Linked DNA regions of Homo sapiens: all the other regions are linked to region 1. The links are chromatin loops, found by intact Hi-C in ENCODE. Cell type or tissue: Caco-2. All regions are shown on one strand. Links, peaks and the distances in the headings refer to the core of each region. The heading gives the core; the rest is flanking DNA.

The links. Hi-C counts contacts between places; a loop is a spot of excess contacts. Peaks named below come from ENCODE experiments on the same cell type or tissue, not always from the same donor. Only the 100,000 strongest peaks of a DNase experiment are listed, where the experiment ranks them.
Region 2: a loop joins it to region 1, with 4 times the contacts of the local background. A loop is called at or near these places in 4 of 110 quality-filtered maps.
Region 3: a loop joins it to region 1, with 5 times the contacts of the local background. A loop is called at or near these places in 4 of 110 quality-filtered maps.

Annotation. Positions count from the first base shown.
Region 1 is chr14:85,515,899-85,526,692 of GRCh38, reverse strand. FLRT2-AS1 (FLRT2 antisense RNA 1) reads left to right here. Exons shown (of 2, transcript NR_184170.1): 2 at 1,186-1,647. Among named protein-coding and RNA genes, the nearest start is that of FLRT2, 8.8 kb to the left of the region's middle. In Caco-2, for the core only: no CTCF peak of the experiment used is centred there; no DNase peak of the experiment used is centred there.
Region 2 is chr14:85,353,206-85,363,999 of GRCh38, reverse strand. No RefSeq gene overlaps it. Among named protein-coding and RNA genes, the nearest start is that of LINC02329, 29 kb to the left of the region's middle. In Caco-2, for the core only: no CTCF peak of the experiment used is centred there; a DNase peak (open chromatin) is centred at 5,669.
Region 3 is chr14:85,246,315-85,257,108 of GRCh38, reverse strand. No RefSeq gene overlaps it. Among named protein-coding and RNA genes, the nearest start is that of SNORD3P3, 20 kb to the left of the region's middle. In Caco-2, for the core only: no CTCF peak of the experiment used is centred there; DNase peaks (open chromatin) are centred at 6,508, 7,608 and 8,068.

The DNA of each region.
Region 1 (10,794 bases), core at 1,791-9,790:
TGAGATCGTGCCATTGCACTCCCTCCTGGGCAACAGGGTGAGACTCTGTCTCAAAAAAAAAAAAGAAAGAAAAAGAAAAGAAAGAAAAAGAAAAAGGAAAAAGGAAAGTGCTCAAAAATCTCCTCTGGCTATGTATTTTGAAGCAATTTTCAGTTAGTCTGTGTTTTACAATTCCCAAACCCTGTCATTCTCCAAATCTTGGTAAAGTTTTTTTTTTTTTTTTTTTTTTTTTTTTTTTTTTTTAATTCTCCCTTTCTTCCAGTCCCATTGCCACATTTCCGGATGGTTCAAAATTCCAACTTCTCTATGAAAAGATAATATCCATTATGTCCTACACTTCTCTCTTACATTTTTCCACCATTATGGTACTCATTTCATTCTCCCTTAAAGTAATATTAGCAATCTACATGTTTAATCTCATGTCTAGATCTTATTGACTCCAAGAGTTAAGTTGGTTTCACTTTTCTATTCTCTTAGTGTCCAGTATGGAACTTTCACCTGATTGAAGCTCAAAACATGGTTGCTGAATTCACAAATAAGCTCCCCTGTCAGGTAGAGAGCATCTTTTTCTCCAAGGTGTGGACCAGTGTAAGGAAACCCATGCCTACCACACTATGGAGAAGTGGGTTTTCTTTTCTCTCATGAATATAAAGTACTCAATCTATGACATCCTTTAGTGAGTGTGACTTGATTCATGTGAACCTGTGACATTGAAATGCATACCTTCTGATTTTGAAACACTACTCTACAGTAAATGGCTCATCCATTTATCCAACACACATCTGTAGAAAACACAAAACATGTAGCAGGCCCTTGATGAATAGATTCAGTCCCTATCTGTCAAACCTCAAAGTCTAGAGGAGACCCATAGAAAAATAATTATCCTCTCTTTAGGGAAATATAACAATTTAGATATATACAAAGTACTTTTGTGCCCTGAAACAGGTTCTCTCTAGAGAAAAGACCTCATTCAAATGATGATGAGGCTCTTTTCACAATGTACTGATTTTACCAGGGACTTCGTAGCATTATTTTATATCCAGCCTTCTGCATACAGCAGCCCCAGCTACTGGAGTCCCCAGTCTCGAGGAAAGTCCTTTGGGCCAAGAATTGGAAAATCAGCATGGAAGTAATTGCTTGAATATCCATTTCCTCAAGCCGTGGTTTCTTTGCCTTTCTGTGCAGGTTACAAGATGATTATGCGTGAACAAAAACAGAAGGTACATACTGGCAGGAAACAAAAGCACGTTAAACCATGGAGATTTCCTCTTACATAAACCTGCCATTTGTTAAGCAGTTGCTGTCTGTTCCACAGGGAAGCTGGCAAAAACTTGATACAAACATTCTCCAACTGCACTGGGAGGAATAAGTGAAGGTAACACCTTTTTAAGAAGGGCATACAAAGAGATAAAAGATCTACCTAGGGACTTACTCAAACCTAGATGCTACCATTGTACAAAATGTTACCAAGTCTACCTATATCTAACTATAGTTCTGATAAAGAGGGAAGTGATGTTTTAATTTGGGAAAACACACTTAATCAAACATGTAAATGAGATTCTGAATTAAAATTCATATGTATTTTCTCTCACTATCTATCAACGTGCTAGAAAAATAAAATTGCCTTCTTTGGAAGGACAGGGGCAATTTTCAAGAGTGCTTATTCAAAGAAAAAAATGAATATTTGCACTCAAACTTTATGCAGTTAGAAGAAGGTCTGAGCTTGGTCTTGGAAGATCTTACTTCATGTCTCCATCTTACCAGGGAAATCACGTAACTGCTCTGAGCCTCAGCATCCCTTCTATCAAATAAAAAAAGTATAATAAAGATCATCTTTCAGGGTAGGTATGAAAAGATCAAGTAAAGTGAGGTGTTTCAAAACTCAAAATAAAAATAAGCTGTCATTATTTATATAATTAATGTGTTTATATAATATATAAATATATATAATGTATATATGTATATAATTTATATAATTAAATAATATAAATTATATAAACATAATTTATATAATTAATGTGAACACAATTTAGTGTGAGATATATTTTAGTCCATCTAACCTTCAGCCACTTCATGGAGTTTTAATTGCATTGGTACTTCCTGCTTTGCTGGTACCCTTGTTCCATATAACCTCTGAGAGCTTCAAAGGTGTAGAGCTGCTTAATTCCTGCACAGTTAACTCTGCAGTGCTTTCAGGTGTCACCATTTGCTACCCTAGAAATAAACTTGACCTACCCTAGAAATAAACTTCCTCAAACCAGGGAATTCTGAGCTTGCCTTTTCACTACATGTATTATTTTAAAATTCATATAATTGCTTAGCCAATTTTCTTTCACCCTTCTTTTTCTTAGCTAAGAGAGGTAACTGTAAAGTTTTTCAAGTGAGTCTTTTATTTTGCTTTTTAATTTTGTTCTTGAATTATTTTAGTGCTTCAGTTTTCTGGATTTAGTCATCTCATTTACTTACACGGTTGGAACACTTGGATTTTATGTTTCCTTTTTCTCTACATAAAACATCTTTGAAAAATAAAATTAACACTAAAACTTGATAAGAAAGTTAAAGAAACAGTTCCTCACAAATAGTGCCTGTTTCTCTGTCCTCTGTCTTACCTTTGAAAGTTTCCCTTAGTACAATATTTTATAAATAGGCTGGGCAATCACTTACCGTGAATACAAGTGAGTTTATTAGTATTAGATTTTTGCTTTTTATTAATCATATAGGGAAAGGAGTTAAATTCTTCCTAAACACGGAAGAGCTAGTCTGGACCAACTGCCTGTTTTGTAGGTTGACAAAGGCCTAGGGGCTCTTTTCTATGATAAAGAGCTTGATTTTGAAAGTCCTTCTCATTTTCCTTGGTATTTTGAAGAGATGTCTCTGTCTAGTCAATCCCAAGCACAATATCAAACCACAGAAAGGTCAGCATTGTTCCGTTTTTGAATTATTTATTTATTTTTCCCTCTAGTGATTCTGCTGAATTTTCATGTTTATATACTGGAATTCCTTCTTCCTTTTCCTTTAATGCCTTATAAATAATACAGTGTTAGATTATTTTTAAGTTCAGCAGATAAAAGAACATGGATTGTAGATCAAGGTTGATAGAAAGTCAAGCAGTAGGCATTAAAATGCCTCTATTTGTAGAGCCTTTATCCCTTAGAGCATTCCTAAATGAATTATTTTATCTGAAGGCCTGCCACCCACACCCTCCATGACATGCTATTATGAGTTAAGTGTCAACTCCTTATCCAAGGTCACAGTGAGGTAGCTAGTAGTGAATGCTAGGTCTTGAGAAACCTGTCCAGAGTTGAGCCCAGTGACCTACTGTGCATCTTATTCTCTCATCAGCAAGAAAATTTGTTCTTGTCATTATGGATAAAACCAAAAGTACTTTCAAAACTTTTTAAATATCTCTGAACTAAAAGCCAGATCCCATAAAGTGACAATGTCTTCTTCATAGGTCTGTCTTAAGCATGAGGCTTTAAAAATTATAAAAGTAAGCCTATAATAGCTAAAGGGGCCTCAGCATCATTAAAGAAATGCAAACCAAAACCACAATGAGATACCACTCCTACCCATTAGAAAGGATATAATAAGAAAAACAATAACCAAGACTTGGCAAGAAAATAGAGAAATTGGGCCCCTCAATCGCTCCTGATGGGAATGTCAAATAGTGCAGCTATTTTGGAAAAAAGTTTGACATGATGGTTTCTTTAAAAGTTAAAACATAAATTTACCGTATAACCCAGCAATTCCACTCTTAGGTGTCTACTCAAGAGAAATGAAAATATGTTCACACAAATAGTTTCACATGAATGTTCTTAGTAGCATTATTCATAATAGTCAAAAATTGGAAACTACCTAAATGTCCTTCAACTGGTGGATAGATAAACAAAATGTGACATATCCTTTGATGGAATACTATTTGGCAAAAAAAAACAAACAAACTCTGGATACATGCTGTAACATGGAAGGACCTCAAAAACATTATGTTGGATGAAAGAAGATGTACACAAAAGACCACATACTGTATGATTTAATTTATATAAATCTACAGAAAACTCAAAGCTATGGAGACAGGAGGCAGATTATTGATTGCCTGAGGAGTGGGATTTGGGGGAGAGAAGAGAGAATAAGGATTAACAGTAAATACTCATGTGGGATCATAAGACTGTGATGAAAAGGTTCTAAAATTGATTCATGATGATGGATGCATAACGTAGTAAACTTACTAAGAAGAGGCTGGGCACGATGGCTCACTTCTGTAATCCCAGCACTTTGGGAGGCCTAGGTAGGTGGATCACCTGAGGTCAGGAGTTCGAGACCAGCCTGGCCTACATGGTGAAACCCCATCCTACTAAAAATACAAAAATTAGCCGGGCATGGTGGCACGCATCTGTAATCCCAGCTACTCGGCAGGAGAATCACTTGAACCCGCGAGGTGGAAGCTACAGTGAGCCGAGATTGTGCCACTGCACTCCAGCCTAGGTGACAGAGTGAGACTCCATCAAAAAAAAAAAAAATACTAAAAAGATGTATGGAGAGCTATACACACAAAAAGAACAAATTATATGCTATGCAAACTATATCTAAATAAAAGTGTTTTTTAAAAAGCTAGGAAGGAAGAGGTCACTACCTATATCTTGGTCAAATTCTTGTTAGATCCTCATACATCATCAATAAATAGGACTTGAATTATCTTAAGAGGATAAATAAAGAATATGAAATGTATCAGAAATAGTAAACAAATATACAAGTCTAAAGAATTTTTCCTGTAGTTCCCTAACTTTTCAAAACAGCAGGTAATTTCCAATCTAATTAAATACACTTTTTGATCTGTAACATTTAGATATAAAATAAGCAAAATACAAAGTGACATATCTCTTTCACTCTATTTTCTTTTTAAAAAAAGTTAACATTTTTTAAAAGTTTATGAATCACCAAGAGTAAACAAATTTTCTGTATTTGTATTAAGTTCTCTGCTCACTAGGCTCTTCTGCCAGAAGATTCTTCTATTTTTACAACCTGTGGTATGTTTGTTTACTATGGCCCAAGTTAACATGATTGTTTATTAATAAAAAATCTATCTTTCACAATATAGTTAAGAAGTATTTTAACATATTCAATAACAGTTTAATTCCTTCAGATATTCATCAGTCATGTGTTTTTTACTCTGTCCAGTTAGGGCAATATAAATACCATTTTGTGAGGATGTCAAATTTTTCTTTTTTCTGGCAAAACAAGAAAGCATAAGACAGATGGGTTAAGAAGAAAGTCAGACACAGTATCAGTTGCCAAAGGGGGGAAAACAAGTAAAGACAACATCTTGTCCATCAAGGAACTCAGATAAAGGCTCTTTCTTCTCTCAAATGATGACAGCTCCAGAGCTGTGAGCAACGAGAAAATAAATAAGCACAACCACCAAAAGTGTTTCTCCCTGGTTTCCACTGTAATATCTGGAATAGACAAACATGTCATTTTACTGGGAAGATTACCTGAAAAAAAGTAACCAAAATAGAAAAGGAAGAAAGAAGAAAACTGAATAGGGTCTATTACATCTGGGTAGACGGTTATCATGCTTTTCTAGATGCAGCTGATGAAAACATCCAGGAAGAATAATCCACATCCCTTTCAACAATATAAAGGGATCCAAAGCACCGATGTGTGATTCTGACACGAGAAGCTTCAGGACAACTGACATAGTTGCTCTCAGTTGAAAACGGACACTAGTTGGTACTCTGAGTTTATTTTTCTCAAATGGAAGTTTGCTCACAAGATGTGGTAAGATTGAGTTTGTATGCTCTTAAATGGCCTTTTTACAGGCAGGAAGATCTTGTTTGTCAGGCCTCAGGAAACTGTTGATAGAATGAAGGAGGTTAAAATTGTTACTGGATCTACTAAACCTGTGAGCCATCCATCACCCATTTACGACGGTATCCCGAATGGAAGAGAGATGAGGGTGAGCACATTTAATGAGGTGTGAGCTTTGAATGGACAGAAAAACACAATTCTGAAGGTTTTGAGATCAACTTCTTGAATTAACACAATGGAAGATATTTTATTGTGGCTATAAATTATCTTTTAAAAATTCTTTACATTACTTAGACTTTAGGAAAAGAATAGAAAGTAGATTCGAAAATACTAAGAAAATTTGCTAATTGCCCAGGTTCTTTTCCTAATTTTTATAGGGTGTGTTTAAGCATAATAGCATGTTGCAGTCTATTTGGAATAGAATCAGGCTGAGTTTTGGTATCAAATATGTTTCAAACTAGCTGGGTATTTAGGAAAGTCACTTAATCTTCTTATGCCCCAGATGTCTCATCTGTCACAGGTGATAATAATTTCTGGCAAACATGCTTTACATCATTTTGTAAGTATAGCATAAAATGATAAATGTAAAAACATTTAAGGGAAAAGCATTTCCCAAAGCAAAGGTGCCATTCTTATTAAAAAATGAGAACGTCTCCTCTTTAACCCCTAAGTTTACTTGAGAATAAAAGCCAAGGTAACTCCTTTAGGAAATGATTAGGTTCTGGTTTACATTTCTTATGTTATGGGGTGATAAAGGCTGATCTTTAGACATGACAAGTACAAAGTCCTATGCTTGTGCTGGAGTTTGAAGAGTCTCATTAATCATGCTCCATTGTGTTACAGGTTCTGTAAACATTGCAAAAGCATAAAGTACAGCCCTTCTCTTAGTGACATCTTTCCAGCCTAACTCCAGGAAGCCTTTGAGATTTCTTTAAATGACTGGATTTCATTTCAGTCATTAGTTAACCTTGCCTAGTGGGTGACTATGAATCCCACCAGGCAGAAGTAAGGGGATATGTATTCAAACAGTTCAAACATGGTTTGTCCCCTTCACATAACCATTAAGAACAGTAGGAGGGCTTTCCTTTCTTGGGGTAAGTCAAGTTGTTTATGTGAATCAGATAATCCACATGTATTTGCCTTTAGAAACCAATGCTATAAAGTTATAGTTAGAAAAGAATGCTGACAATTCTTTCCATGGATATTTTAAGATTAAAAGGCAAATGTTATTTCTAAGGGATTCATAAATTCTATTGGCAAAGTCTTTTATGTAGGAAGAGGCTACTTTGAGACAAGCAAGAAGCCAGACCACCTTTGGGACTATGGTCAGAGTACACTCTTTATTCACTAGGACTCATTTACATAAGGTTCCTTTTTATATTTTGGTTACACCTAGCTTTCCAAACCCTCTAAAATTCTTTCATTTGTGAAAGTTTTATTATTTATTTTCTGATATTCTATTCATATTTTCCTTCCTAGAAATGTTCTAAAGCACATCTATTAGTTGGAGTGTACTTTCATTTTGCAGTTATACAAGCAAAGATTCCAACAGGATTAATGCTAACAAGACCATTTAAATAATTGTGTGGGTGAAATTTGTACAGAACATATAAAAGTATATTTCAATATAATTAATTTTACAATATTTTTGAAGAAGACTATATTCAGTCCCAATTTCCAAGTTGTTTTGGGAGGGCCAGATACTCTAAGCTGAATTAAAACATTAATTTCCTAGCTGCTTTTCTTGCCTGTGAACCCCCCCCCATTCATTTTACTCCAGGTAAATGTAAATGGTTACAGTGGTTAGGGATTGGTCTAATGAGGCAAATGGAGTTAATGTGATAGGCAAGCTATCTTCCTTCCATTTAGGTAACATAGAAAACTTCAGGCCAGGCATGGTGGGTCATACCTGTAAACCCAGCACTTTGGGAGCCTGAGGTGGGTGGATCACCTGAGGTCAGGAGTTCGAGACCAGCCTGAACAATATGGTGAAACCCTGTCTCTACTAAAAATACAAAAATTAGTGGACGTGGTGGTGCGCACCTGTAATCCCAGCTACTCCAGAGGCTGAGGCAGGAGAATCGCTTGAACCCGGGAGGCAGAGGTTTCAGTGAGCCGAGATCGCACCACTGTACTGCAGCCTGGGCGACAGAGCGAGATGCTGTCTCAAGGAAAAAAAAAAAAGAAAGAAAACTTCATATGTCTTACAGGATGATACTCATACATATGGAAAAGGCATACAGCTGTATCTGAGACAATTCATTACCAACTACGGATAAACTAGTTAAGATATAGGATATGCTGACAACGGGTCACCATCTGTAAAACGTGTTTATGGAAAATAAAACATGTATTTCCTATGCCTATACCTGCAACCTTCTTCTGATTCAGCAGCAACCCTAATGTCTCTTCTTCTACCTTCTAGAAGTTTACCACTTTCATGCTACTACTTTTAACATATTTCAAAACAGTGAGATTCAAACTATGCAATTATAGAAGAAGAAGAATTAATCAAAATGGATATCTAAATAATTGAATGGGTAAGTTAGAATCATTAATAACAAGAAAATGTGGATGTGGAGACATCCACATGCTTATAATGATGGACAAAGCAGTGTGAAATACAGCTATGGAATTGTTTCCTCTTCCTTGTATATCATAATCTATAAATGTCTAGTTATTACATCATTATCTCTCATAGCTATAGCATCACTTTCTCAGATTTCCTTAATGTCCCAACAAAAATTCATGTTCATTCTACCACTCCTGGGCCTTGTGTACTTCTCCTTAACAGTTGTTTTCTTTGCACTTTTCCAGATTAAACTTCATCTTGATATTATAGATTTTTTCTTTTTTTTCTTTAGTATATGAATGGTATCTGCATTTTATTACTTATGTTATTAAATATTTCTGAAACCCTACTATGTGTCAGGTGCTGTATTTGATCCCGTTAAATGTGGCAGCAAGGGTGCTAGCTCTGCAGCAGATTATTGCAGAGTATTCAGACAAATAAGTCAAATTACAGTGCAATTCTAGCAAGGACTAGATTAGCGGAAACATAACGTTCTATATAAGGGCATAGAAGAGGCACCTAACATATTCTTTTGGAGCCAGGAGCTTTTTCTGGTATGGCATGGAATACTGCAGAAACTGATTTAATGTCATTCACACTTTGCATGAAATGTCCACGTGGAGAAAGGGGATAAAAGAAGAGTCAGAGGTAGAAATAGGCTCTGCAGGTTGAATTTAGAAGGGTGAGCTTTATATTGAGGGAAATAAGGAGGATTGAGGGTTTTTAAACCGGAGGGTAAATTTGTAATTTTGTTACTTAACTCTGTCATAGACAATATGTAAACAAATGAGTGTGTTCCAATAAAACTTTATTTACAAAACAAGGTGGGTGGCTGGAACTGACCCACAGGTCAGAGTTTGCAAAACCTGGAAAGCTGCTGATAAGGTAAATTGAAAGGTTTTGGTCACCTGCTAGAAGTAAGGGAGACAGAAGTGGTAAGTTTCTGGCTTAGTCAATGTGAAGCAGATAATTACCAATGAATAATTCTAAGGCATGTGTGTTAATATACCATGTAGAATGTTATAGAAAAAGTCAATGACGCAATCATAGAAGTTATTATAATTTGGAGTATATCTTGAAATGCCCCACACAAACACAAAGTTAGAGTAAGCATTGTAGTATGAGAGTGTGAGCTAGCCATTCTATCATTTAAAAAATTATGATGTAACTTTACACCTATAAAATGTATAGGCATTTTTAACACAGTAGCTAGTATTTGTTTAAACACTAAGTTCTAAAAATAAGAGGTGCTAGATACAAGCAAAGTATTACAACGCAGTAACATGTAATATTTTGAAATGCTTAACAAAGAGTCATACATAAGCTGCAGAGACAGGGGAAATATGGAAACATTTAAAGAAAGGATGTGACTCACAGGAAGAGAGCCAATCTGAAAATTCAGAGAACACAGGGAGGAGACCAAGGAGAAATCCAGAGTGAAATGAAATAACGGTTTGGGGAGCAGATGGTGCAATATCTCATTCTTAAAAGGTAAGATGAGTGAGGAATCTGCCTTTTCTCCTTTGAAAGTCACATACCTTCTAGTTTCTATTCCATTTCTTTCTTCTTCTTTTTTTTTTTTAGCACTGGTTTCATCTGTAATTTATCTTTATCCACAATTGGATTTCTTCCAGTTTCCCAGATAATATCACTGCTTTCGCCTTGATGACCTGGTGTTCTTATGCTATTTTTTCTCATTCGTTCCATCTCCATTTTTGCTTCCATCCTTCATTTTCTGCAGATGAACATGAAGTCAGTGAGGTTGTGCCATAATGTGCCAAATGTGATGTTAAAATGTTTTGGCAACTCCTAATTACTGGGTTCTGCAAGACATTTGGGAGATATTATACTCTTACAAGGAAAGGAAATTTCTTTGCTCCTCCTTTTTGGCACGCCTCTCTTGTGGGCCATCAGAGTCCATCAAATGGAGAAGATGCAGCTTTTAAATTCCTGGCAAATATAACTTGGAACTTCAAGCTTCATTGGATTCAAGCATCCAAAATCTGGAGATTCTGCCCATATCCCCACTCCCTGCCACTCTACCAGTTCCTATTCTCTGAAACTTTGGTGTCAATATCTTCAGTGTCTGCAAACTTTTGGCATGGAAACCACTACCAAACGATGCAACATTTCCTTCTCATGTAGATGGAGTCACATCCATGTGCCTTAGATCTCCAGAACCCCTCCAGGAACTGTCTAAACGCCCCTATTTTAAAGAGAGGACACTGATACAAATGTCATAACCCAATGACAGCAGGGTCATTGCCATCTTGCGTTCTTAATTTCAACATGACAAGCCCTGAGTATGTCCAGATGTGTGAGAATAAGGTTTCATTTCGTGTGCTCAGAAAATAACGTGGAGGCATACAGTTGAAGGCTATTTATTTGGAGTGTGTGTGTATGTGTGTGTGTATGTG
Region 2 (10,794 bases), core at 965-8,964, 160 kb after region 1:
GAGCTTCCTGGGCAGAGCACAGAAAAGGCTGGTAAGTGGCTTTGTTTGCCAGGGAGAGATTCTGTTGTGTCTTCACAATGCTATCACAACTGCGAACTCTGGAGATTTCTTTTCCACATACTCAAATAACTAGTTTGACAAAATTTCCCACCCAATTGTCTTTTGTTAAAGCATTGTAAAGATACAACTTGAAGCACCTTTGAGACCATTAGTTTTTGATCTATTGCTTTTGTCCAAACAATTGCAAACAATTTAACTAAAGGCCTAATGTATTCCTTTTGTCCCTTGAGACTTTCCAGTTTCCATTTCGATGCCACAGTCTTCTACAGGCTTCTTTCTTCCCCTTCCAACTGCCACCTTCCCCCACAAAAAAAGCCTCTCTTGAGATTCAGACACGGCTCTGTGTCAGCCACATGAATTCTTTTATATCCCACTTCATATTGTTGTTGATTTCCTCAGTTTTCCAAGTGCAAAAGATCTGAGTGGTGAAATCTAACTTCCATGACTGCTATATCCAAACCAACTGTCTTAATAGTTTGGAAAGTATTGTCAGATTAGTATGTGTAAGCAAATTTGAGACAATTATGGTCATGCTAAACTTTATAGTTTTAAGGAGTCTGCCAGTATATTTTAGCTACATAGGAAAGACCATAATTTTAACTTTCTAAATCATGCTTGACATATTATTTAAATTTGCCATAAAGGGATTAAATCTTATCCATGCCCAGCATTACTTTTTTCAAATGTTAAGTTATCAGAAATTAATATGCTGCACATATGTATGTGTTGTCAAGCAGAGTAGCATTTTTCCTAGCTACTGAACCTGGAAAAGGAGTTTTCCTAAAACACACATTTGCCTTTCCCACTAGTCCCCTTATTAGCAGGCAAATAATCAATGTCTGTCATTGTAATACTATTTTGACAGTTAATAAAAGAACTGGTAGCCTCATTCAAGGTTTTTATTTTAGTGTGCCTTCTAGATTTCTCTATTTATCCCTCTTTCCTTTGTGCTCCCTTTGTGCTTTGGACATAATCCATCCTGGCATTTCTACTTTAATGATATGTTTATGGGTCTCTATACTCCTTAAATGGTGAACTTTTCTAAAGCTTGGGTCATGTTTATTAATCTTTCGACTTTCAATGCCTAGGGCTATACCTGGCAACCAGCAGGTAATTAATTCCCAAATGTACGCATGTCTGGCAAAATGCGTTGGTCAAAGTATTGTATGACATTTTCCAATCCTTGGAGCCAGGTGTTAGAATTTGGTCTTTTATTTGGTTACTTCATATCTTTGCCTTTGGGATCAGAGAGGTAAATAGGAGAAGAGAGTGTATTTCTGTAATAGAAAAGGGGCTCAGCAGTTGCCATGTTGCCATTGAAGAGGCTGGGATCACCCTAGCTTTATTAACTGTCTGTGCAGATGGGAAGTCCTTCAAATCTTGATTCTCTCCACTGCAGGTTGCCTATGGAGAACTACAAATTGAAGAGTTTCTTAATCAGTCCACTGTTCACTTGATTCCCAGACACAGACAACATGAGTTTAATTATCCGGAGACATTTCAAAGGATGTTGATGTTTCATGATGGGAAAACGGCTACTTCTACAAAGAATTGATCTTTCTGAATAGAAAGAAGGTCATTCCTGTGAGCACTGTATATTTTGCCAACAGAATTAGACTGGTCAGTTAAGAAGTATGCCTTAATTATTAAGAGCATAGGATCAGGCAGTCTGAGCTCTGAGTTCAAAATCCTAACCTTACCCTTACCAACCAAGTGCCTATTGGGTACAGAATCATAACACTTCGGTAAAATGATTCCCGTGAACACAAAATATACGGTACTCTCATGAGCACCATATATTTTTCCAACAGAATTAGACTGGTCAGTTAGGAATTAGACTGTTTTAATTGTTAAGAGTACAGGATCAGGAAGTCTGAGTTCTGAGTTCAAAATCCTAACCTTGCTTTTACCAACCAAGTGCCCATTGAGTACAGAATCATAACAATTGGATGAAATGATTAGCATGACAGTGCCTAGATGATATGGTGTTGTATATATTCAATATGATGTAATTTTCCAATATCCATTGAATGTGTACCATGTGGATACAAGGAGAACAAGAAGATGAAGTCTTTCTCATTGGGAAGCTCACATCTTAGTGACCCTCCAGAATTAATATATCTAAAGACTAAGGACAGTACCAAACACAAAGTAATTGCTATCTATGCTGTTATTCATGCAAATGATTAAATCAGTGCACCCCCTCCCAATCATGGATTGCTCTAATATTACATATCACTCTTATATTATACCTTCCTCCAGACAGTAAATGGAAATCTGCACTCCTAGAGTTTTGTGTTGTTATTCTTAATGATGATATGGCAAGAGACTGCAAACATCCTGATTTGCAAGGCTAGGGAGCTTGGAAATGCCAGGAAATATGGGAAAAATCAAACCCCATTCTTTCAACTCACTGGCGATTTTTTCCTGGCTACACTGTCTTCATTTAATCTACATTTCCCTACCAGCAGGTGCTCACCAACTACCATTGGTGAAGGCACCAGTGAGTTTCTGGTAAGGATCTGAGTTGTTCCTGACCACAGATTGGAGGAACCATGTGGGAAAAGGTGTAGCATTGCATTCTCTTGGAACACAGACTTTCGTCATTTGGCAAAGAGATTCATCTTGCATTTTTTAGTATGATGGCAAGCAATACATGATGGCAAGCAATACTTAACTTCATAACCTTGATTCATATCCTTCCCCCTAATGCTCCTAACAGGACAACTGAAATTTATATTGCCTGATTGAAAAGAGGCTTTATTTGACCCAGACACAAAGTTAGCTTTCCAATACTTCCCTAGCTTCCAAGCCATAAAAAATTAAATGCCTGGAATGTGTACCTTACAAGATAAAATAAATGAGATAACTTTTTACTGGTAAACAATCAATAGCCTATTAAAATAAAACTAGCATACAATTCTCTGATTTTTGTAGAGGGACATTTTATTTTGGTCCTGTAAGTTTCCCTAGTAGAGCTGGAATAATTGTAGAATAGATTTTGGAAGTAGTATGTTCAGGCATAAAATAATGCAATATGCAATAACTCAAGTTGATAAACAGGTTAATTGCAATGATGCTTGGCACGTAGATCTTTTTCTGCTAAGACTTTGAAAGTTAGAAAAACTCATAATATTTATGTTTGTCATTTGAAGAATTTAAGGGGTTATTAATATTCAGAAACATGTACTAATTTCCTTTGAAGGGAGATAACTTACTGGCTGTAAAATAAATATTGGCCTTGGAACTGGACAAACTGAGCTTAAATCCTGGCTCCTTCACTTATTTGCTATGTGACTTTAGATAAATGATTTAATCTTGATTTTTTAAATCTGAAAAATAGGGTTAATGATACCTGATGCTTTAGTAGTACAATGAGGTATTCCACAAAGATAGTGGAAAACAGGGAAATTAGGTTGCATGTAACTACTATCTTAGGAGCTTTAACAAAATAATAAAATACCTGGGTTCTCAACCCCAGAATTCTGATATAATTAGACTTGAATGAGGTTGAGGCACAGTATTTTTGTCAAAATCCAGACAGACATGGTCCCTATCTCTCATGAATTGCACAATACAGTAGAAGTTACTGACGTTATAGGTGAAGAACTAAATTGAATATGAGTTTTAGAGCCAGGAAGATCTGTGATATTTTGCTAGCTGTGTGGCCTTGGGCAATAACTTAATTTTCCTGAGTCTCAGTTTCCCCATGTATAAACACTAACGTTAATGCATTTGTATCTCTTAGTATAGTGATTTAGGACTGCCACATAGTAGGTGCGTCCTAAATATCATTATTCATTATAATTTCACAAGTATTATTGGTAATATTTTACCTCAAAAAGATACTATGACTGATCGTTTAGGTCTACAAGTATCTAATTGCTCAGTTGTAATATTTCACTTTAAAGTGAATAAGGTCTCCAAAAGGTTAAAAAAAAAATCACAGTTCTATCTTATTAGTGTTGAAATGGGGGCAGTTACAGCCTCTTTTCCATGCCACTTCACTAGTACTAGTACTGTCAATACATTTCTTCATAAAATATATCCATCAGACATGGAATATTAGGTATTCAGAGTTGATCTGTACTTTCATATACATATTGATTTAAACAACATAATTTTGTGATTTTGTTTTCAATTTCCATCTTGCATGTTTTAGAATTTCATCTTCTATCTTGGTATATGGAACAATGTGTCAATAAACATCAGTGAGCATAAAGGAAGGATGACTCAACAAATTCTTGCATCCAGTTCAATTTCAATTCAGGTTCTATTTCATTTCAACCTAATACATATAAACCTAGATTTCCCTTATAGACTCCTAGCTCTTAATTAAAATCACTATCACATTGCCTAGAGGAAAAGTCTGCTTTTCTATGTTTTTCTCCTTTTACATAGAGTTTCAGAACATTTAGATTACAGTTTTTGACCTAATAATTTAACCTTATATAAGCAGAGGGTGATTTTCACAATATCAAATCTGGTACCTATCATTTTGGCAGTCTTCAATTGCAAATGAAGTTTCCCAGAATATTATGAAAGAAAGACGTTGGCCTGTAGAACACTCCTGATTTATAGTACAAGACCTTGGTTTTAAAATAATCTTGTGAGACAATTTGGCATAATCCTTATTTTTTTCTCTTGATTTCAGGACTTAATGTAGCTAAAATAAACACTTTAATTTGAGCAATTAATTATAAATTAGGGACCTGTCCATTCTGTATGAAGGCATAATTAAGGGTATAATTCCTGAGTTCTTTTCTTCATTTTGGCTTCTTTGATTTTGGCCCAAATTGGAACACAAGTACAAATGCTAAAAGAAGTTCTTTCACCATGAAAATACAGGATATCATTATAAAATATGAAACCTGTTCCCAAAGTTATACACAAAACTCAGAATTGTGATTCACAGTCAAGGGAGCTACAAAACAGATCCCTATCCCTTTTACAAAAGAAGTCAGATTCAGCTGACCTTAATTTCATGACAGTAAAAGCTGAGATTCACCAGGTAACAGTTGCTCTATCATTTTAACAAAAAGTCTCTGAAACTCTTTCTATCATCCCAGAGTCCTACTTTTCATTTTCTTCCTAGATGAAAATTTCTCCTAAATAGTCTGGATTCCTCATGGATGCTTCCTTGAATACTGGGTGCATCTTGCAATTCCACTATCCTGCCCAATCCCATCAAATATAGAATGAACTCAGCACTCTCTACCATCTGGTCCTAACTCATTAATTCAGTCTAAGCTTTTCACCCATGCAATTTTTCCACTTGAGACAGGCTGAGCTATTCATAATGTCCTAAATGTAGTTCATGCATTCATATCCTGTGCCTTCAGGTACACTATGAAATAACAAGAAATATACACATTAGTCTTTGTCCCAATTTCCTGGCACAGAGTTCCTAAAACTCTGGTAATTTCCTGAGCAATAGGGTACTAGAGAACCTTTTGTCTTGGTCTCTGTTTTGGTCTCTGTTTTAGTTTCTGAGATAGAGCTCCTAATACCATTGTACATAAAGGTGCATTTGGTCTTTGACCCTGTTCCTGACACAAAGCCCGTAAATCCCTTGGAATTTCCAGAGTGATAGGAGCATCTTTTGTCCCAGTGAAGCAACTCTTGATGGGCTCCTGGATTGCCTCAGGATGGGGGCTGGGTCAGGAGAATCAACCATATGATTAGAGGGTTTAAAATTTTAGTTCCACTCCTGACCTCCTGGTAGGGTAGAGCTGAAGGTTCACTTGTTCAACCAATGGCCAATGGTGTAATAAATCATTTATGTAATAAAGCTTTCATAAAACTCCAAAAAGTCTGGGTTCAGAGAACCACTAGATTACTGACCATGTGGAGGTTTCTGGAGAGTGATCTGCCTGGAGAAGGCATGGAAGCTTTGCCCTCATTCTCCCATACCTCACCCTATACATCTCTTCCATATTGCTGCTCATCTGTATCCTTGAAATATTCTTTTAGTAAGCCAGTAAATGTAAGTAAAATGTTGCCCTGAGTTCTGTGAGCCACTCTAGCCAATTAATTGAACCCAAGAAGGGGGTCATGGGAACCCCTATTTATTGCCAGTCAGTCAGAAGCATAGGCCACAACCTGTGCTTACAACTGGCATCTGAATGGGGGCAGTCTTATGGGACTGAGCCCTCAACCTGTGGTATCTGATTCTATCTCTAGGTAGATAGTGTCAGAACTGAATTTTGTTAGAGGACTACCAGTTGGTGTTACTGGAGAATCTGCATCATTGGGAGAAACCTCACACATTTTGGTGACCTGAGGTGAAGTATTCAGTATTGTGTTGAGTGTGAAAGCAAAATGACCTTTCCTTTTCCTATCTCAACATATGCTCTCCTCTCAGTTTGGAAAGACCTTCCTTCTTTTCTCTTCCTAAGAAGTCTCATGTGAACATTAGATCTTCCACGCAGACTTTTCTGACCACGAACTACTGTAACTTTACTTGTCCTTTTTAATTAGTCTTTACTATTTTGGTTCCCATCAGTTACATCAAAAAGTACGTGAGAGCAGATCTAGTAATACTTTTTCTTCTCACTAAAACACAAACACTTCGTTTTTTAAACAAATATTTAATGAGCACTTATGAAGTACAAAGTACTCCTGTAGACATTTGGAACATATCATAGAACAAAGTGTGCCTGTTTACAAAGACAAACTTTTTAAATAGTTTTCTGAATCTTAGAAGCATGATAGGTTTAGCTAAGATCTAATAGGCAAGTAATTACGATGGAACCCAATGAACTCAATTCATTATTGATGAGCCTTGCTGATTTGGCTTATTATCAGAAAGTTCTGGAAGGAAAGGGAAAATAAAACTTAACAGTTATTGAGCAATAGAACAACATTTACATTGCTATTTTCATTTGCTATTCACAAGAAATCTTGAAAGATATGTAGTCCCTTACAGGGGATGTTTCAGTAAAGTGAAAAAGATAAATGTATCAGAGGATAGTTGGCCTAAAAGGAGTCTTTGTCTCTATTAGAGTACTTTCTCATAAATAAATAAATAATATCCATGTCTTCTGAAGCCAGCTCTAGCCATCTGGAATACCTGGTAAGAGGAATGGGTTTTAATCCAAATGATACTCTAAAATCATCCCTTTTATCAGTCGAACATTTATATCCTGTTTTCCAACAACAGTTCTCCAATACCAACTGGAAGTCTTACAATTCAATTCTAACACTAACTACCCAGAATTAGAATGCATCCCACAGGTTAAGGGCTCAGTCCCACAACATTGCCCTCACTTCAGATGCCAGCCACAAATAGTGTCCTCAAGCTATGCATACTTCTGTCTGCTTGACTATAAATTGATGGGTTCCCATAACTCTTCCTTAGGTTTGATAATTTACTAGAATGACTCACAGAATTCAGGAAAGTAGAAAAGCATGATGCTTACAAGTACGTTTTTATTATAAAGAAAACAACTCAGGAACTGCCAAATGGAAGAAATACACAGAACAAGGTATGAGATGGAGAGGTGAGGAGCCTCCATACCCGTCTCTTGGCAGATCACCTTCTCAGCACATTGATGTGTTCACCAACCTTGAAGCTTCCCATATCGCTTTGTTTAAATGTGCTTGTCGAAATTTTATTTTGTAGGCATGATTGATTAAATCATTGGCCATTGGTGATTGAATTCAATCTCTAACCTCTTTCCTCCTCTGTCTCAGTCCATTTATGTTGTTATAAAGGAATACCTGGAGCTGGGTAATTTATAAAGGAAAGAGGTTTATTTTTCTCATGGGTGTTTAGGCTGTACAAGAAGCATGATACCAGCATCTGTTTCTTGTGAGGACCTCAGGCTTCTTCTACTCGTGGCAAAAAGCAATTGAGAGCCTGTGTGTGCAGAGATCACATGGTGAGAGAGGAAGAAAGAGAGAGATGGGGGAGGTGCCAGGCTCTTTTCAACAACTAGCTCTCATGGGAATGAATAGAGTGAGACTCATTCATTCCAGTGAGAATGGCACCAAGCCTTTCATGAGGGATCCCACCTCCATGACGCAGTACTTCCCATTAGGTCCCACCTCTAACACTGGAGATCAAATTTCAACATGATGTTCGGTAGGTCAAATATCCAAACTATTGAATCCTCTCAAGTTCAGGGGTGGATCTGAAAGTTCCAATCCTTTAACCAGGTTGTTGCTTTCTCTGGCAACCAGACCCCATCCCAAAGCTGCCTAGGGGGTTGCCAGGAGTCATCTCAATAGTATAAACCCAGGTATGGTCAAAGGTGTTCGTTATGAATAAAAATAAACACTCCTGTCAATCAGAATATCCCAAGGTTTTAGGAGCTCTTTGCCAGAAGCCAAGGACAAAGACCAAATATACATATTTTTATTACGCTACAATTGGAAATGCCCAAGGAGCTTATAAACCAATGCCTAGGCCCCTCTGCCTAAGGTTCTAATTTCAGTGGTCTGAAGTAGAGCCCCATCATGGGCACTTTATAAAGGATCTTCAGTTGATTCTAACGTACAGCCAGGGTTGACAGCAATTCTTTAAATAAGAGAATGGTGTGAGTCAGGTGAGGCGTGTTCAATATTTGAAAGCAAATTTACAATTTCTTTGAACTATAGTTCTTGCACTATGCTAGCTGCTGAGGAGCCAACAGTGAGCAAGCCAGGCATGTTCCTTTCCTTATGCAGCTTATAGTCCAGTAGGAAAGATGGAAATTACATACATATGTCAGGCATAATGAAGCTGAGAAGGTCAGGTAGAGATTACTATGATAGCATATAGCAATGAACCCTTTGTTGGAAATTGCTCTTCAGTAAGAGGACCATGACACAGTGGCATCAGTATTACCTAGGAGTTGCTAAAGTTACAGAATAAGAGGCCCCACCCCAGACCCACTAAATTGAATAGCATTTTACCAACATCCTCAGGAGAATCCTGCGCATAATCAAGTTTGAGAAGTGCAGCTCTTGGCAACTCCCCAGAAAGAACCGCTTATGAACTCCTCAATGATATCCCAGAGGCAGCTCTTCTTCTTGTCCTTCAGGGAAATAATTGTACAAATATTCCTATATCCCATAAAGTACCCCAAGAACTTCTCAGTAAAATGATTTTTTGCTTAAACTAGTAAGATTCACATTCTATTGCCTCCAAGAAAGTTACCATATCTAATAAAGTTTCTATTTCCAAAATGCTAGAAAAAAAGATAAAACCCAAATTATATCTCATGTTTTCAATTCAGCATTTGATATTTCCAGCATTTTATACATAATCTGACATATTGTTCCTTCTCTTCATAATTTAACACATATGTAGTTTCAAGCCAATTAGTTTTGAATGATGTCAAGAATTTGGTGCTTTTGGTTGGCTTAATGATTTCCGTCCTTTTCTCAATTGTATATATTTAGTTTGTGAGAACTGTGTTCATTATCTATTATTGCATAATAAAATGCCGTAAATGTAACAGTTTAAGACAACAATAAGCACTTACCATCTCACAGTTTTTGTGGGCTAAGAATTAGGAGTGGCTTAGCTGGGTTATTTTTACTCAGTGTATTTTATGACGCCATGATCAAGATGGTGGCTGGGAAGCTGCTGTCATTTGAAGGCTTGCCTGGGGATGGAGGGTCTAATTCCAATAAGGCTCACACCAGTGACTGACATGTTGATGCTGGCTGTTGGCAGAAATTCTTAATTACTCACCACATGGACTTCTTCATAGGTATACTTGAATTTCCCCATGCCATGAGAACTGACTTCCCTTAGAGAAACTGCTTTCTGTGTGAGTCCATTTGCATTGCTATAAAGGAATACCAAAGGCTGGTAATCTATTTTTAAAAAGAGGTTTATTTGGCTTACAGTTCTGCAGGCTTTATACAAAGCATAGTGTCAGCATCTGCTTCTGGTGAGGCCTTAGGAAGCTTACAGTCATGGTAGAAGATGAAGGGGAACCAGTATGTCACATGGCAAGAGTGGGAGAGACAGGGAGAAGGTGCTGGGCTCTTTTCAACAACTAGATCTCACATTCACTCAGAGTGAGAAATCATTCATTACTGCAAGGACAGCACCAAGCCATTCATGAAGGATCCAGCCCTGTGACCCAAACACCTCCCAACTAGGGCCACCTCCACCATTGGAGGTTACATTTCAACATGAGATTTGAAGGGCATGAAGCATCCAAAACATACAACATTGAGAACAAGGCAGAAACCACGATATCTATCATGAGCTAGCCTCAGAAGCCATATTTCACCATTTCTGCAATATCCTATTGGTTACAGGTCAATCCTATTCAATGAGAGGGGAGGAGAGTCATAGCAGTGTGAATGAGGGAAGAATCATTGGAGATAACCTGGGAGACTGGCTAACACAAGGTCCATATTTCATATCATTTCACTTTTCTGCTTCCAAGTATTTAAAGAAAAATAGGACCCCTCTCCCTCTCCCTCTCCCTCTCCCCATGGTCTCCCTCTCCCCACGGTCTCCCTCTCCCTCTCTTTCCACGGTCTCCCTCTGATGCCGAGCAGAAGCTGGACTGTGCTGCCGCCATCTTGGCTCACTGCAACCTCCCTGCCTGATTCTCCTGCTTCAGCCTGCCGAGTGCCTGTGATTGCAGGTGCGCGCTGCCACGCCTGACTGGTTTTCGTACTTTTTTGGTGGAGACGGGGTTTCGCTGTGTTGGCCGGGCTGGTCTCCAGCTCCTAACCGCGAGTGATCCGCCAGCCTCGGCCTCCCGAGGAGCCGGGATTGCAGAC
Region 3 (10,794 bases), core at 1,720-9,719, 270 kb after region 1:
TGTTTACTCTGAAACTTGACAAAAAGGTTATTACTAAGGCAGGATTATTTGAGATAAGGGAACAAATTCCTAGAAATTACTCTCTACTTTTATCTTCAGTTAATACTTCTCTTTAACCTTATGTATAAGAACTTTACCAACTACTGTGACTGTCAAATTTGGGAGTCACTGAATCAATAGTTACGATAAAGAGAATTGTTTAAACAAAGATTTATTTATTCATTGGTATATTTATCCATTCAAAAATAAATATATGGCCCAGGCACAGTGACTCATGCTTGTAATCCCAGCTCTTTGGGAGGCTGAGGCAGGAGGATTGCCTGGCCCGTAGTTCAAGACCAGGCAGGGCAACATAGAGACTCTGTCTCTACAAAAATAAAATTTAAAAATTAGCTGGGCATAGTAGTGTGTACCTGTGGTCCCAGGCTGAGGCAGGAGAATCACTTGAGCCTGAGAAGCTGAGGCTGCAGCGAGCCCTGATTGCAACACTGCACTCCAGCCTGGGTGACAGAGACCCCGTCTTAACAAAAATTAATTAATTTAAAAAGATAAAATAAATACATGTTCTAGGCACTAAGGAAATAATGAATGAAGTAGTCCAATTTTCTATCCTGATAGAATTTATGTCACCAGGGATTGTTCTTATTTTTCTTGTGTTGAAATTATAGACCCCAAGAAATTTACAACTAAAAGGGATGCTATGGACATCCATTCAAAGCCCTTCAGTCACTGTACAGGTAAGTACAGTGAGACTCCAGAAGGTGACATATTACCCAGGGTCCTGCTGCTGTTTAGTAGCAGGTATTGTAGTGGAATAGCATCCAGGGCTTTAGCGCTTAGTTTTAATTTCCTAGGGCTGCCATAACAAAATACAATCGAGTGGCTTAAAACAACAGAAATTTATTCTCTCACTGTTACAGAGACTACAAGCGCAAAATCAAGGAGTCAGCCAGGTTGGTTCCTTATGGGGGCTCTCAGGGAGAATCTGTTCCATGCCTCTCCTGGCTTCTGGTGGTTGCTGCTGTCCTTGGTGTTTCTTGGCTTGCAGCTGCGTCGCTACTTTACCTCTGTTGTCATTCCCGCAGTGTGCCTCCATGTCCCTGTGTCTACACATGGCCTTTTCATAAGAACACCAGGCATTGGATTTAGGCCCCACCTTAATTTAGTGTGACTTCGTTTTAGCCTGATTACACCTGCAAAGACATCACTAACCCTCCCAGGCGGGCCCTCCACAGCCCCTTAACATGTTTTTTTGGAGGACACACTTCATCCCACAACATGTTGTACTTAGTCTTGTGCTCTTTATATACCAGGCTGCTTCTAGCCTTGAAGGAGTACCTGCTATTGTGAATTTTTGTTGTTGTTGTTGTTGTTTGTTTTTATTGAGACAGAGTCTCACTCTGTTGCCAAGGCTGGAGTGCAGTGGCACAATCTTAGCTCACTGTAACTTCCACCTCCCGAGTACAAGCGATTCTCCCGCCTAACCCTCCAAGTAGCTGGGATTACAGGCGTGTGCCACCATGTCCGGCTAATTTTTATATTTTTAGTAGAAACGAAGTTTCACCATGTTGGCCAGAGTGGTCTCGAACTCCTGATCTCAGACGATCCACCTGCCTTGGCCTCCCAATATTTTGAAATTTTTATTGTTCACATTAGAAAGAAACTTTGGAGTTCAAGAAAACAATATGGATTTCAAAAATCACTTTTAGTCTCACTTTAAAAACACATAAAGTTGCATATGACTTTGAGCAGTTTATGTACCATGTTTGGAAAGAAGACAAGTAAAATAATAGTGTATTTCTACCATATTGCATTTTTCTTAATTACATACCTAACCCCAATCTGCCCAGTTTTTCAAAGAAATACAATTTTCAAACAAAAAAGAAAAAAGTCATAATGCTAATTAAGATGAGTGCTTTTCACTTCTAGTACCCCAGGGGAAACCAGTCTTGATTGCCACTTTCCTGGGGCTTCCTCACAACTATAAATTCTAGGTAGGCTTACTTCCTGTCCTGGAAAGATAGAACTCACTCTTGAGATCCTAGCTCATTTGTAAGGTATTTCCAGAACAGAGAAAAAGTTGTGCCAAGTGTTGCAAATCATATATGATCTGTGACAAGAGACCCTCAAATGATTTCATTTACAAGGACATAAAACATACTGTAATTTGAGCCATAGTCCTTCCAGAAAGGGATCAGTGCACTGTTCATTCTGTTATGCAATGTAGCCTATGCACAACCTTCTAAAGTTTTTTTCTGGTTGCATTTGCCAAGTCTTTTAATGGTTTTTTCTCTTTCTTTTTGGCTTTAAAAAATGTTTAATCAGGATGACACAACTGAATATAATATTATCTTCCAAATGCCATGGAAAATAAGCATTAAATGTTTCTATCATAATTTAATTTACCATAAATTAAGCAAAAAAATCAAAAAGAGTTCATGTCAATTAAAGAAAGGCCTAAAGGAATTATCAAGACACTGTGGATTAAAAATCTGATTTTCCTAGGGGGAATAAAACAAGATTTTAATAAAACAAGATGGATGTGTTAAAATAAGACTATTTTATTGAATGGTTGAATCAATTTTCTGGAAAAAATTCAAATACCATATCAGATTATGCCTTGCTTTGTATTTTCTCAGACTCCAAGCCATTGTTCTAGCTGCTGGAGAGATTGCCATATCTGTGTGATCTCTGATCACCTTCACAAAAGCACACTCTAATAGTACAGTTACCTCTTGCCTCCCATCTAGGAGTCCTTGTGAAAAGGTAACCAACTAGTCTTAGCTTTCCCAGGAATTTCCTGCTTTTAGCATTGGGAAGTCTCTTAACCCAGGGTTAAGACTGATGATGTCAGCATCTCATGATGCTAATAAAGACACACGTAACCCCTCAGTCGCAGGCACACCAGAACATTTGGTCATTTTTCTGTGGACCTTTAGGCATGAGCCCCCATGGGATCGAGTTTAATGCCCATGCATATGCAACTTGTAATCGCGCGCGCGTGTGTGTGTGGGTGTGTGTGTGTGTGCGCGCGTTGTGGGGGACGGTGGTGTTAAACTTCTATGGGGTATATTTTTGTCCAGTGAATGTTAGGAGCTAATGAATACATTCTTCCTCCTATCTTCCCCGGTGCTGACTGCTCTGATACGCAGTTCTTGTGATTTCTCACAGGATGGTTTCATAGAATCAAGCAATTAATTGCATTTAGGAGAAGCCACCTGATATTGGCTTTTCTTCCTTACTTACTATTGTGGACTGAAAGTTTATGTCTCCCCAAAATGCATATAACCCCCTATGTAATAGTACTGGACATGGACCTTTGGGAAGTGATTAGGTCATGAGGGTAAAGCCCTTGTGAATAAGATTGATGCCATTATAAAAGAGGCCAGAGAGAGCTCTCACGCCCTCTCTGTCATGTGACAAGATGGCCCTCTGTGAACGAGGAAGTGGGTCCTCATTAGACACTGAATCTGCCAATGTCTTGATCATGGACTTCCCAGCTTCCAGAACTGTGGGAAATAAATGTTTGTTGTTTAATCCACCCAATTATGCTACTTTTGTTACAGCAACTTGAATGGACTGACACCTCCTTTGCAGTCTTTCCCATCCCCCCTATTCCCTTGGCTTTTATTCCAGAATGAAGCCCTTGCTTCAGGGTTCACTTTTTGTGAACACAGACTACAGAAGTTGACACGCGGAAGTGAACCTGGAAATAAACCTTCAGGATCAGATGTTGGGATGGGATTACTCATGGCAATAATGATCTCACTGCTGGCATAAATGGGATTTCTATGACCCCTAGCATGCAATTAGCATCACAATTTCCCAGGCATTTATTCATGGTTAGTTGGGGTATACTGCAGGAGGAAGGTAAGACATTGGACTATGCAGCAGCAGTAGTACTTGGAATATATGGGATATTAATAATTATAAGAATTGTGGAGCAAGTTAATCATTATTAACTACACTGAAAGTCTTGGTAAAAGCATCAGGTTCGGAACGGTCAGTTGTCAAGTCATGATATGCTTTGAAAGCCAATATTCCCCTGTATTGCCTGTTCTCATGATGCTAATAAAGACATACCGGAGACTAAGTAACTTATAAAAGAAAGAGGTTTAATGGAATCACAGTTCCACATGACTGGGGAGGCCTCACAATCATGGAAGCAGGCAAAGGAGAATCAAAGGCACAACTTACACAGTGGCAGACAAGAGAGCTTGTGCAGGAGAACTCCCATTTATAAAGCCATCAGATCTTGTAAGACTTATTCACTACCATGAGAACAGTATGGGGGAAACTGCCCCCATGATTCAATTATCTCCACCTGGCCCTGCCCTTGACATGTGGGGATTATTACAATTCAAGGCGAGATTTGGGTGGGGAAACAGCCAAATCACGTTATCCCCCATGCTTTGTAGAACATTTTTTATTCCCTGCAATTACTGAGCATATTATGCTAAAAATCAAGACCAGGTTCTAATTATAAGAGTGGCAGAGTTGCAAAAGAACAAATGCCCATTCTGAACAGATCTCCTTTGCCAAAGTCAGGAATTATGAAAAGAGTGAATCTCTGAGCCCCAGGATAGGGTATTTGAGTGGTTGATGCTGAGAATCTTGAATCCTAAATTTCCTCCAATCCTCTGGGCTGGTAGAATCAGCTCCTTCTTCTTGAGAAACCTCCCCTTGTTTTGAGACTTCCCTTGAAGCAGGTGACTTGTAGGATTAGTGGAGGACAACTCCACTAATGGAGGATAGAATTTGGTAGAGAAATTACCCAGCCTCCACAGCCTCTGATAAAATTATTCTGAGGCATGTCCTATATTATTTCTCAGAGCATGCCCAATGGGATTCAGCCCCAGCTGCCCACAGTGATAACTCATTCATAACTCATTCATAAAGGAAGAATTTATTGGCACTTCTCCCTTCTCTGACTCACACCAGTTCATTACTTGGTGTTTACTATTGGAGCAATCCAAACTAAGACACATCAAGGTAGAAAATCTATCATCCCTTCTTTGGGACAATGCAAATGAATTAATGGGGGTGGGGGGCGGTTAGGAGGAAATTTCCTTGACCTGATTTGGTACCCAGAAAAGCAGGGGGAAATAAATTTGCCAAAGAGTCATAAGACACTATGGTTTCAGGAAGCATCTCTTGATGAGGCAAAGTAGAAGAAAGAGACTCTATTGTAAGTAGTTCTCCAGCTATCTGATTAGCTGAGATAAACCTTCTATAGCAATCCCTATAGATGTATGGTTTGCCTAACTTCTGATCCATAATAGTAGGTCCTCTGACAATGATAATGGTCATTAATATTTACTTAGCAATTTGATTTGTGCCAAAAACTATGGATTGCTCTCTGTGCATTATTTTGTATAGTCACCGCAAAAACCCCGTGAGCTGGATTCAATTAAAATCCTGGTTTCAGAAATGAGGAAGCTCAACCTTAAAGAATTTAATTAAGTCTTGAAGACTCCCCTGGAAAAAGTTAGGTGAGAGTAAAATAGTGTGAGAAGATTCACTTTCAATAATTAGCCATTTAATTTATCTTCAGGGTCCAAAGGAAATAGGTATTTTTTAACCCTATGCTTGTTGTAGATGAGGAAACAAGCCTGGAAAGTCTTAGTAAATTGCCAAGAATCATGCACTGGAGAGTACATTGAAGAAACCAGAACTATGGCATTCATGACCATCATCTACCCATTGCCCCATGCTACTGATCTGCAAAAGCAGTCTCTGCTATTCTACCTGATCAGGAGGCCAATCTTAGTATTAAATTTTTACTGTCTCTGTCAATATATGCACATGACAAACAATGCAAACTACAAAATGGTATAGAATGTAATTCCCACCTCATGCTTTTCTTAGAGGCCAAAACAGTTTACTTATGTTGGATCCTTCCAGAAAATTTCCATATACATATCTATCTGTCTATCTATCTATCTATCTATCTATCTATCTATCTATCTATCTACGTACCTACCTACCTTTCTGTCTCTCTCTTGACTCGTGCCTTATTTGCACATCTTTTTCCTTTGAAACTAACAATGTTAGAGATCATCTGTTACCAGCAGCTGTGGAGCCCTTGTCTGTCTACTTAATGACCTCATCATTCTTCACTCTATGGACGTGTTATAATTTAATTAACCAGTCTCCTACTGATGGTCATTTCAGCTTTCCTAGTCATTTGCTACTACAAATAATGCTGCAGTTAACAGCCCAACATATATTTTTGAGCACGTGCATGAGCATATCAGTAGGATAATTTCCTGGGAAGTAATGTCAGAGGATCAAAGGGTATTTCCATTTTTTTCTATTAATTAATCAGTAGATCTATTAAGCATACTAATTCCCAGGGAACATTTCTGTGACTAATAGGTTGTGACAGCATTTCCTTCTTCAAAGAGGACAGAGGGCATTTTCAGGTGACAGCGGTCTTGGGAGTGTTTGCAGATAAGCACTGCTGCTGCTGGGGATGATTACTCTGTGGCCTGGTTCAGTTCCTGTTCTTCCCCTGCTCATTGTTTCTTTGCAAGCTCCCCCTGTGCTGTCCCAGGTGCAGGAGGCCATCATGTAAACAGACATTCCAAATACCAGAGCGTCGCCATGGGGTGTAGGGGACCACTGCCAAAGATGAGATTAGTTCAGGAACTGGACACATTCTTGCTGAAGAGAAACGCATGAGCTTAAATCCATAACTTAGTATGAGGTTAAAAATTCAAGTATCTGATTTGTACAGAAAGACGGAATCTGTTAAGCAGGCTAGGAGAATGTGATCAGCCTAGACATCTTTTAATTTAAAAAAATAAAACATTTTGGAAAATCTCAATTGATTTCTTAATTTCTTGTATTGTTTAAAATGAATTATAAGGAACAAATGAATATATTTAAGGAGTTTTGACACCAAGAAATAATACAGGGCTTTGACTTTATTTACAGGGCAAGAATCAGTGAACTTGGCACGCTTTATTTCTTTATCTCTCTGTTTTTTTTTCTTTTTTTTTTTTTTTAATAAATGTCCACTTATTTGGTTCTCACGTAACTTTACAAGGTACTTACTGTGATTAATCTCATTATACAGTCTAGGAATGTGGCTCTTATTATACGAATATACGAATAGTAAGTAAAAGAGCCCAATTAGAGAGCTGCACTCTTTTTTTTTTTTTTTTTTTTTTTTTTTTTTTTTGAGATGGAGTCTCCCTCTTGTCGCCCAGGCTGCAGTGCCGTGGCACAATCTCGGCTCACTGCAACATCTGTCTCCTGGGTTTCAAGCAATTCTCCTGCCTCAGCCTCCTGAGTAGTTGTGATTACAGGCACGCATCGCCACACCCAGCTAATTTTTGTATTTTTAGTAGAGACGGGGTTTCACCATGATGGTCGGGCTGGTCTCAAACTCCTGACCTCGTGATCCACCCACCTCAGCCTCCCAAAGTGCTGGAATTACAGACATGAGCCATCGCGCCCAGCCAATTTCTTTTCCTCTCTGAAACCCAGTGCCCTAATGTGTGTCAAATGCCCAGACTCCTTTACTAGCCCATCTCTTTCAGTTTTGACCCTTGCCATGGCTGCAGGTGAAACCATTTCCAGGAATGTGCCACTCCACCTTTCCTCCCCTGGGGCCGCCTTTGTAAGCTCTCCAAAAATGCAAAGTGAAGACTTCTTTCAAGACTTGTAAAACCCTCCTGTGACCTTCTCTTTTTCAATTACTAGCTATGAGTATCTCAGGCTATTGCACAACCGTCCCAGAGGCTGTCAGATGGTCCGCTTCCAAGTCCAATAATGAGCTGTCCATTTAGTAAGCTTAATTGTTCTTTTAAAATAAAGTTTTCTTAATTTCTTGTATTGGGTTTGAGTCTTTTTTGTTGCTATTGCTGCTGCTTTCTCTTCTTTAAATGCAGGCTCATTTGACTTCTCAGCTGCTCATGAATACATCTCTGCAAGGATCACAGGTTTGCTGGGCAGCAGGGCAGGTGCTATGCAAGTTTCTCCCACACTGTGCTTCCAGTGTACCTCCAACATTCCTGCCTCTTCAACTGTCCGCACAATTCTGCCAAAGTGTCTACAGGCTGATATGTAGCCCCAGGCAGGTACTGCCAGTTTTAAAGCAGCTTAGGAATTCACAGGAACCTCTCTGACATAGATAAAGCTGTATTTCCTTCTAGGGGTCTGGATGATTTGAACTTGGCAGAAACATCTGCACCCTGACATGTCTCTGTTAGAATTCCAACCCTCAGTAGACAGGCAGTTATAAAAAGATTTAAATTGAATACCAGAGAAGGGCTATTATAATACCAAAGCATGCCCGTATAGAGCTTACCATTTAGATACGTTCATTTATGCATCAACTTAGTCATTCGATAAATATTTCCTATATATTCCCCAAGCTATATGTCAGGCAGTCAAGATACAGAAGGACTTCTACTCTTCATCACTTAGTGGACCTAACCCGGAACTTAAAAATAAATCTACTCCTTAAACTTCATTGCAGGAAATTTGTCTATAAACTCTGAAAACAGACTAACAACAACAATAAAGGTGAGTATAAATATTAAATTACATTTGGCATATGTCATCTTAGTCTCAAAATAGTTTTGCAAACTTGTAATTTGGAAGACATGAGTCATGCATGCATTAACATAGCTTGTATTGTCTTAAAATTATTCCAGATTGGTTCCACATTATGGCAGTAAACAAGTCACCTCAAATGTCTGTAGTTATTGCTGTAATTGATCAACTTGTCAAAGCAGAAAGTGAAAGAACTCAGACTTATTGAGCTACTCTTAAGTTACTTCTGCAGTTGGTGACTGAGCTACCTGCTGAGTGGATAGGGACCTGACAGGTGGAATTGTGCAGACAGTAGCTATGGGACATTGGGTTTCCTTCTTTGAAAACTATCAGGTCCAGAAGTCACATATAACTCCAACTTCCAAGTTTTTCAATGATACTTCTTCACAAGTGAGATCACTGTTTCTAAATAAAATAAAAGAATGGACTGGATAAAGAAAATGTGGCACCTATACACCATGGAATACTACGCAGCCATAAAAAAGGATCAGTTCATGTCCTTTGTGGGGACATGGATGATGCTAGAAACCATCATTCTCAGCAAACTAACACAAAAACAGAAAACGAAACACTGCATGTTCTCACTTATAAGTGGGAGTTGAACAATGAGAACACATGGACAACAGGAAGGGGAACATCACATACTGGGCCTGTTGTGGGGTGAGGGACTAGGGGAGGGATAGCATTAGGAGAAATACCTAATGTAGATGATGGGTTGATGGGTGCAGCAAACCACTATGGCATGTGTATACCTATGTAACAAACCTGCACATTCTGCACATGTATCCCAGAACTTAAAGTATTAAAAAAAAAAAGAATGGTAAAACAAAATGGAAACAAACAAACAAAACCCAATTATTTTGCCTGTGCCCTCAAGGGAAAAGAAAACAGAAAAAGAAAAGAGAAATGCATCCCTGTAACAGTCATTTTCTTGAAATCCCTTTTTCACCCCTTATTTTCAATGTACCGTCTGGCACTCCAGCCTACCCTGGATGTGAAAGGGAGAGTGAATGCAGCTTCTAATAAAACAAATTACCAGAAGTAGTTGAGAAAAACACGGAGCTTCAAGACATAAATGAACAAAAACTAGATACTTGTCTTGCCCTTACCCTTAAAATTTACAACCTGTTGGATAATACTCCGATGATTTGGGGCCTGCTAATTATTTTTTCTAGAATCAAGCAGGCATTTTTCATGGGAGACCTGCTGTTAGCCAATCAGGGTGAGCGATCCAGGCTGCTTTGATGTAACATAAGTTGGAGAGTAGCAGGTGGCCTTCCCTGCTGTTTATAGTGCAGTTTGGGGAGTTCTGTCAGATGTAGCAGCTCCTCTTTCTGCATGGAATTTGTGTAAATCACAAAAGAACAGATGGAAAAATAGTCACAGACCCTGTTCACCTCTTAGAAGCAGCTCAGAAACCTCCATACTCCACCTACCCTGTTTCAAAAAACCAACTTTAGTGGGTTGATCACGCAACTCCCACAAGGTAATCATTTTGTATACAAAACATCATGATTCAGACAAAACAAAAGCAGCAAATCGTTTAAATGATCACAGCTGTTACTTATGTGCATTTTGTCATTACATTCCAGATTTAGGTTAAGTAAACAGAAGAATTAGAAATTATCTCTCAGCTACCAGATCTAAATATCTTGTAGAAATTATTGCTGATGTCAGATGATGCCAGTGGTGTAGTATGTCTATTTGTCATTGTTTTTTTAAATACAACTATAAAATTCCCTGTCAATATTTTTTCCTGAAAACACTAAATCAGTTTCTAAGGATTGATCTATGTAATTTCATATTGGAAATCACCAAAGAAAACTCCCCCCCAAAATTAATTGATGGAAAAATAATAAAGAACGTATTTCTAAACAAGGCATGATAAAATCAAAGGCACCAAGTTATAAGACAGAGTAAGGTATGATGTGAACTCTATCTCCACATTTTTAGCATGTGATTTGTAAGACGAGGTGTTGAAAGAGGTGAAGCTATAAGTTAGTAAGGTCTTGACATGGAGCATCTTAAAGGTCTCATGAAAAAACATGATCTTTGACCTGGATATGATCAAAGTTGACTACTGAAGGTTGGCTTTATTTATAACGTTAAAATATGTTCAATTAATATGTTAAAAATATATAAATCTGTCTAAAGACTTAGAGGAAACAGAAGTTGCCCATTAGACAGAAACTGTGATTCAGAAATGACACGATTTCTATTTTCTTAGGG